2 separate regions of the Homo sapiens genome follow, and region 1 is linked to region 2. A link is a contact called in ENCODE Hi-C or POLR2A ChIA-PET data. All regions are on one chromosome and are shown on one strand. The core of a region is the stretch at or near the end of the contact, and the rest is flanking DNA. Distances in the headings are between cores, read along the strand shown. Region 1 has its middle 89 kb from the start of UST. Region 2 has its middle 130 kb from the start of UST.

Region 1 (4,187 bases), core at 302-2,801, 46 kb after region 2:
TGAATAAAAGAGGCAATAACTAGAAATGTATCCCTCATAATAGACTCCATAGCAGATTCTATGTAAAGGCAATCATTACCCAACAGGCTTTAAATTCTCCTGTGAAAGTTATGCTGAATAATAGAATTAGCTAAACAAAAAAGTATCTGTGCAGCTGCTGGCACTTGTGGCCTATAAAGAAATACATCAGGCTCACACCTGTAATCCCAACAATTTGGGAGGCCAAGGTGGGTGGATCACAAAATCAGGAGACAGAGACCATCCTGGCCAACATGGTGAAACCCCATCTCTACTAAGAATACAAAAATTAGCTGGGCGTGGTAGCTCTTGCCTGTAGTCCCAGCTACTTGGGAGGCTGAGGCAGGAGAATCACATGAACCTGGGAGGCAGAGGTTGCAGTGAGCCAGGATCACACCACTGCACTCTAGCCTGGGCAACAGAGCAAGACTTCATCTTGAAAAAAGAAAAAAAAAGAAAGAAAGAAAAGAAAAGAAAAAGAAAGAAATACATCGAATGCAGATTATAAAAAATTCAGTTGTAGGGGATTAATGAAAAGACCACTTAGTCAAGTGAGCAGACTCTTCATGTAGCTCATTCTTTAATGTATTTAATTTTAAGCGGTTTGGTTTATGGGAACCCTGTATAAGGCACATACTCCAAACTCTTGATATTATCCTCCCAATAGTCATAATAATAGTCTCCCTCCTGCGCTGTATTCTCTCAAAGTTTTTAAATGTTTGCACGCAGCCATCTCTAGAATGTCAAATGGTCTCTCTTCAACTAGAATGATGAAAGCTGAAAGAAATGTGTGACCATAAGGACACCACAACCTATAAATGACATGCTGAGACTGGAAACTCAAAATGATGGTAATTGAGAGTGGTGCTAAGGCCCTAAGTTTTGGTCACAATCTCACCTAAGTGAGAACCTTGCCAAAGAGGGGAATTTTATTTTAAACAAAATTATGGGAGGCCATTATTTTGTACTGAGCTCATGCAGTAGGCCCAAACAGACCAATCCAAACTAATATGGAGTTACTTGTGCTAAATATGACATAATTAAACTAAAACTTCAAGGAAACACAAAGATCCTAGAGCAGACCAGGTTTTGTTTTTCTCCTGTAAACAGAATGTTCCAGCATAAAGAGGTACCCCTACTCAGTCGTTGTTCCCTTCTTGCAAAACCCACTGTTCTATTGTTTCCCAGTGGGTTTCAAGACCATAAGTACATTTACAATGGTGATAGTGACATCAATGACTAAGGTTTTGGTCAATCTCTCGAATTTGAGAAAATGACCAAAAGGGGGGGAATTGTTAAAGCAAACTAAACGTGGCCTGAGAAGGATTCCGTACTTCTATATTTGAGTCCTTGTGGATGAACAGCAACCTAGTTTAATAGTCAGAAAAGATTGAAAACCTAACTTAGGAGTATGCGCCTGTAACAATAACTGAGTCTTGGCCAATCCCAGTGGCCATCCTTCAACCACTCAGAGACTGCTAAATGTTCAAACTGTGTTCAAATAAGGCAAACGCCAGCCTGTAACCAGTCCAGCTATTTCTGTATCTCACTTCTGATTTCTGTACGTCATTTCCCCTTTTTCATCTATAAATATTCTTTTACCAAGTGGCTGCGCTGGAGTCTCTGTGACTCTGCTGTGATTCTGGGGTTGCCCAATTCATGAATCATTAATTGCTCAATTTAGAAAGGAAATGTTTGGGTTAGGATAAAGCATTGTGGAGATCCAAGTTCTTATTTACAGAGGAAGCCTTCAAGTACTAGGCTTTAGAGAGAATAGGTTGTAAAATGTTTCTTATCAGACTTAAGGCCTGTGTCGATGTTAATGCTGGAGAGGTATAATGAGGCATGTTCAACCCCCATTTTTCATTTATGGGGGTTGAAACCATCTCTCAGGTTAAATTTTAAAAGAGCCCTGGCTGATGAGCATGTCCATTCAGGTGGTTGGGGACCTTAGAATTTTATTTTTGGTTTACAAATTAGACAGGAGGAATAATTTCTGGTGATCTAGTGCATAGCAAGGTGACTGCAGTTAATTATAGTGTATTGTATGTATCAAAATTGCTAAAAGAAGGAATTTTAAATGTTCTCACCACAAATAAATGATAAATATATGAGGGGATGGATACGTTAATTAGCCTGATCTGCTAATTCCCCAATGTATACATGTATCACAATGTCACATTTTACCCTATGGTATAGAAAATTATTATTTGTCAATTAAAAATTTTTCAAAGAGGGCAATGATAGCTTCCTGATATGAGTAGCAAAAAAAACAAAATGGCAGCACAAGCCAAAGTTTAACAGAGAGAATCAGGGAAAGAACATCTAAGAAGGGCCCAGATGGGATAATAGTCAACTCTAGGAGTTAGGAAGACTGTGTACATATGCTGGGCTTCACTCAGGAGCAATCGGAGAAAGGCACAGGGCATACCTGAAAACATTTCCAAAGCCACATGCAGATTCATCAAAAAGAGACAAAGCTTCATTGACACAAGGGGTTTAAGCACAATTCCTGACCAAACACTATAAATTACTGAACTATAAATTACTCTGACCCAAGAACAACTCATAGGAAGTCAGGTTTAAAAATAAAATTAAGACTAGGTACAGTGGCTCATGCTTGTAATCGCAACACTTTAGGAGGCTGAGGGGGTGCGGATCACTTGAGGTCAGGAGTTCAAGACCACCCTGGCCATCATGGTGAAACACCATCTCTACTAAAAATACAAAAATTAGCCAGTTGTGGTGGTGAGGGCCTGTAATCCCAGCTACTTGGGAGGCTGAGGCAGGAGAATTGCTTGAACTCAGGAGATGGAGGTTGAGCTGAGATCACGCTACTGTGCTCCAGCCTGGATGACAGAGTAAGACTCTGTCTCAAAAAAAAATAAAATAAAATAAATAAATAAATAAAAATAAAAATAATACATCCCTGGCAATCTGAAAGACTGTTTCATGACAAAGCTGCACACTCAGGAGACATCAGAGAAGGAAAATACAAGCTACCCATTCCTGGTTGAATATAGGAGAAAAAGATAAACTCCTTGAATTGTGATAGCCTCCATACTACACATACATCCCATGGTAAAGGTTAAAAGTCTAACTTACTAGAAGATCTTAAGCACAGTCTCTGACAAATAAGTGGCTTATACTGACCTACAGGCAACTCCTAGGTAGTCAGAATAAAATATAAAACAAGAAAAAAAATCAGAGAAGGGACATCAAAGGCTGCACACTTCAGAAGAAATAAACTTCACATAGTTAGGTCTGCCAAGTCACTGAACAAATAAACAACCAAAACAACAGCATCATTAACTTGGAGAGAGGTCAAAGATCACAACTGAGGGTACTGGTGATCTAAAAACTAAAGAAAACTATATCTAAAAATTAAAGAAAGGTATAAAAGTGTCTCATCAAATAAAGAATTTCAATAAAGAGAGAAATCATTTTAAAATAATCAAATGGAAATTCTGGAGGTGAAAATTTCAATAACAAATAAAAACATCACTAGAAGTACTCAACGGCAAATTTGAATTAACAGGAGAATGAGTCAGCAAACTTGAAGATAGATTTATAGAGATTATACTATCTGAAGAGTACAAAAAAAGAATAAAAATAACAAACAGTACTTCAGAGAAATGTGGGAAATCATTAAATGCACCAACATATGTGTAATGGGAATAGCGGAAGTGAAGGAGAGAAAGAAAAATACAGAAAAATATCTAAACAAATAAAGGTTGATGAAACCAAAAGCACAAGTATAAAACAAAAATAGGCAAATGGAATTATATCAAACTAAAAATCTGCACAGCAAAGGAAACAATCAACAGAGTGAAGAGACAACATATGGAATGAGAGAAAATGTTTGCAAGTCGTACATCTGATAAGAGGTTAACATCCAAAATACATAAGGAACTCCAATAAATCAATAGTAAGAAAACAAATAACCTGGTTACAAAATAGGCAAATAATCTGAATAGACATTTCTCAAAAGAAGACATATAAGTAGATAACAGGTATATGAAAAAATGCTCAAAATCACAAATCATCAGAGAAATGCAAATTAAAACCACAATGAGATATGGCCTCACACCTCTTAGAATGGCTGTTATCAAAAAGATGAAAGATAACAAGTATTGGAGAAGATGTGAAGAAAAAGGAACACCTGCATA
Region 2 (4,431 bases), core at 121-2,620:
CTTTCACCTGACATCTACGCACCTCATTGATTAAGAGATACTTTAATTTGGACTTCATCATCTTACAATCATAAATTCAAACCCAAATAGATTACTTTCTGAAGTCTCCTTTCTGTCAGTGGCATCAACATTCTCTCAATTCCATGTAATGTAGATTTATTCACTGATTACCACAGACACTGTGGCTGGGTTTGGAGTAGACCATGACCCATTCTCCTTTATTTCTTGCACCTAGTCTTAATAGATCTTTTTCAATATCACTTACATCTCTCTTTCCTTTTCCATTTCACTTATACCAAGTTAGTCTAAGGCCTCCTTACTATCATCTGAATCATGATGGAAGACCTTAGTTTATCCTGCTTCTTATCCAGCTTAAGGGTCCTGAAATTTAACTCTTCATCAGAACTTTCTAGTGATTTCCCCCCAGACTACTCCATTAAGTCTGAGAGCTTCTGCCTGTCCTGAGGCTTTCCATATTCCAACCTTACCTATCTTCATTCTTGTCTCCTTTCTCTTAGACAAACCCTCCACCCCTGCAGCCTAATCTTGGCATATATGCCCACCACAGTCTCTTGGCTTCAGTATTTTTCCTATATGGACACTCTTCCTCTGTATCTATCCAAGTCCAGCAAGACCTTAGAGGTCAAGGCCATCTGCCACCCCCTTTCTAAGACTTGTTTGACTATTTCTTCCTATACTTGTTTCTCTCTTCCTGAACTTCTACAACAGTAACAATCTGTGCCAATTATCACCCTTGCTTATCTATGCCTCTTGTTCACAATCATTCACGAGTGCATTCATCTTCAATTAAACTGTAAACTCCTTGAAGAGAGAGATCACAGCATGCTGAGTCTCTATCTCATCAAGTTCCCTGAACGTGGTAAACACTGATTGAAGGAAAAATAAATGCTTTGTTGATTTATTGGCATAAGTGTATTTAATATTAGCTTTAATTAGGTTTTCACAAGGCTTAACTTACTTTTCAATATATGCATCCCTCTTGGGCAAGTAACTTACATTCTTTAATAAGCCGAATAGAAGAAATGCTATAACCTGCTTTTAAAGTAAAAATTGAGACACAATATGATGAGTATGATGTACTTTTCAAGGCAATGGTACAGTATTTGAAATCAGGCCTGTTCTAGAAAAATCTAAAATATTTGGAAAAAATATCACAAGATCTCCTAAATTCATCATATTTCTAATACTTAAATATCTTGAGCCCCAAGAAGGGGAATCAGGACAATATTGGCTATAGAAGCTGACAATGGGATTGATGGCCCAAGGAAAGTGACAGGAACCTTCCGCCCACACAAGTACCATGTCATTTTTCCACGAACTGGGCCTGCAGTGATTAACTATGTGTACTTGAGAACGCTTCCAAAGGTTTGAGCAATCCATCTGGCAGAGGCGTTTGACACTATGGGATTTGTTATTGCGGTGCTGTGCCAGCACTGAGACTTATTTAATTGCCTTAGTCATCAGGCAGCAAGCAGTGCCACTAATCTTGGATCTTACTGAGTGGCGTCTGGCTTGTGCGTTTCAAAGACCAAACAAACAAAACCAAACAACGGCAAAATTCTCCCACATTTGGGTCTCAGGTCTGGAGGTTCTGACACCACCTCCCAACCACTCCTGCAATTAAACTGTAAGCATCAACCCTGTGTGAAAGAAGCAGAACTGAGATGGAAATGACAAGAATGGAAGGCTCCCAAAAGGCTTGTCTCCCTAGAACACAACTGCCCTGTCACACATGAAAGGTCTCCAAATTGCCAGTAATTTCTCTATATTTGAGCAAAGTCTCTAAGATGCCCCAGTTTAAACACAAATGTATTACCTGCCTAGTTACCTGTTAACTCCTTAGTTCTCTGCTCCTGTCTGTGAGAACTAGCTAACTTCCTTTGGTTGGATACTGAGAGAATTGAAATCAAGTGAATTGATTGTTTCGATGGGTTCAAAAATGCAAAGGCTGTGACCAAGGCATACCATGGGCTAGGAATAAGAGGTATAGAAGGATGTGTTCTGAGAAACTAGCCAGCATGATGAGACGGAAGAGGAGCTGGGAGAAGAGAAAACTTCCTACTTCATGGTTTTGCCTATATCTGACTTAACATTCAAACCTTCATATAGCAGAGATCATTAGACTAGAGCTAGCCATTGTTCTGTGAAGCTCTTTAACTTTGCCAGTTGACACATTAGAAACTTACTCAAAACTTCCTCCCAACTTCTAAAAGTTCAGCCAAGAAAAAAGAATTTAGAAGGCAAGGCAGGGAAGATAAAAACCAGACATTCTGTTTCCCAAAAAATTGACTTCCTTCTTCCCTTTGAAAATCTCCTTTTCTGCAAAATATTGCCCTATTGTGGGAGATTTTGCTCTTCTACCTTAAAAACTCCTGGAGTCCTCCTTGCACTGTTTTGAGATGTCTCTAGGATAAAATAATCCCAAGACAACTGAACTCCTTGTTGCCCATGGTAGGAGAAGTAAAAAGCAATGAGACAGGACTGAGGAAAGTCTCACATGAATGGGCAGCCTCCCCCTGGGAGGAATAACTGGCCAGAAGGGATATGAGGGGCTCTGGGGTGGCAGCCATGAGGTAGAGGATGGGGAAACACCTTCAGGCACACCAGATAACTCTCTAGGATCATCCCACCTGCCCACCATTGAGTTGAGACCTCTTATTTAAGAAACATCGTTTCAGTATTATTTGAATATAATATTTTGGTTAACTCAGCAGGGTGCAGTAGCTCACGCCTGTAATCCCAGCACTTTGGGAGGCCAAGGCGGGCGGATCACTTGAGGTCAGGAGTTCAAGACCTTCCTGACCAATATGATGAAACCCCGTCTCTACTAAAAATACAAAAATCAGCCGGGCGTGGTGGCATGCTCCTGTAATCCCAGCTACTCGGGAGGCTGAGACAGGAGAATCACTTGAACCTGGGAGGTGGAGGTTGCAGTGAGCCGAGATCATGCCACTGCACTCCAGCCTGGGCAACAAAAGCGAAACTCTGTCTCAAAATAATAATAATAATAATAATAATAATAATATTTTGGTTTACTCTAATGGGCACACAGTTGTTAAAGTATCAGATATTGTAAAATTAATCATGATATATAATAAATACCACTACCTTCCCATCCCTTTTAAACTGTCACTTTTCTATCTTATAATAAAATTGCCTTTCCTATCAAGACTCTGAGAGGAAAAATGTCACTGGATAAGGTCACAAATATAATTCATCTCTCTATGAAATTTTCAGAAGTGGAAATTAAGGCAAACTTCATTCGTTAGCAAAATAAATCAAGGAATTACTTATCCACAAAAACAAACTTTTGGATGCCCAGTTACATTAACAGACAAAAAAGAAAAGAAGAAGAAAGATAATATTTCCAGGTTGTGCCCTCTAAGAGCATTCTTTTGACTGTTGTGATGCACTGATCTGTCATAACAAATTCAGATTGGCCCACCTTAGCCCCTCGGCCTGGCATGGAAGACAGCAGATTGGTTGCAGCTGGTCCACAATGGTGTCACTGGCTCACCCAGCCAGAGCTTATGAAAAACCTCAGTCTGGATCGCCAAGATGTTTTCCTCAAAATGATCCCATAGAGCTGCCACTCTGACAATACCAAGAAGGTCTTGAAAAGGACGGGGTTTGGAATACTATAGAATTATATAAGTGCTTCCTTTGCAACTCATCCTTCACCTTGGCAGGCATGCATCCTCAAGTTCAGTTCAGGACTTGCAATGACCAAGAGACCAGTTGATTTGGCTCCATTGACCTGGAGTGGATTCCTGGCTGAAAACCCAGGGCACTGACTTGAATGGTCAGATTTCCAAAATATAAAAGGAAACAGCAAGAGGAAAGGAGAAGGAGAATGGGGTGTGTGTGCACGTGTGTGTATGCATGTGTTAGTGCAGTTTTAGAGGCCTGTGTGGGTGAGAAAGGAGAGTGACACAAAACAGATCAGAAACCACGCCTGGCCTCCCATGTTGAATTTCTCCCCTTATTCCCTGTACTGGATGTTTGTCATTTGCCTCTCCAGCCTCAGTTTCTCTCTATTGCCTTAGGAAGCTTAATGTCAACAAGGATTCCCCATACCCTCTGGCTTCCAGTGGAATCAGCCAATGAATCAGTGGGCCCACTGGCAGGAGTTCTGAAAGCTGGAAGAGAGGGTGGTTGTTGGCAGGGGTTGGCTGCGTCCTTCTGTGAAAGCCACAGCTTTTACCAGGTGACTTCTCCGTGCTACCCTCTCGATGTTCTGGTGACTCGGCTCTCATTTTGCCCCTCAGACCAAGGGGTAGTGATGATGGATCTGTGCTGTTGCCAGTTTGGGAATCCTGCACTATTCTTTGTTGGTTCCCCTAAACCCTGCCTGCACCTCTAAATAATCTCTTTATTAAACTCTTCCCAAATCAAATTGTTTAAATATGG

Evidence for each region. Hi-C counts contacts between places; a loop is a spot of excess contacts on that map. ChIA-PET counts read pairs that join two places held with the same protein, here RNA polymerase II (POLR2A). Pooled maps may share reads with other maps.
Region 1: a loop to region 2 is called in a map of ascending aorta, with 4 times the contacts of the local background. The contact joins two enhancer-like sites. A Hi-C loop is called at or near these places in 1 of 168 maps with a recorded cell type or tissue (ascending aorta) and 4 of 50 pooled maps. POLR2A ChIA-PET finds 5 or more read pairs at or near these places in 1 of 52 experiments (H1).

Annotation. Positions count from the first base shown.
Region 1 is chr6:148,655,625-148,659,811 of GRCh38, forward strand. No RefSeq gene overlaps it. Among named protein-coding and RNA genes, the nearest start is that of UST, 89 kb to the right of the region's middle. RefSeq lists an enhancer at 1,635-1,694. Within about 2 kb of position 1,552, at least 5 of the 41 ENCODE cell types and tissues checked have a DNase peak (open chromatin) inside an H3K27ac peak, as active enhancers do; they include ascending aorta, where a contact is called at or near this core.
Region 2 is chr6:148,610,026-148,614,456 of GRCh38, forward strand. No RefSeq gene overlaps it. Among named protein-coding and RNA genes, the nearest start is that of UST, 130 kb to the right of the region's middle. Within about 2 kb of position 1,371, at least 7 of the 41 ENCODE cell types and tissues checked have a DNase peak (open chromatin) inside an H3K27ac peak, as active enhancers do; they include ascending aorta, where a contact is called at or near this core.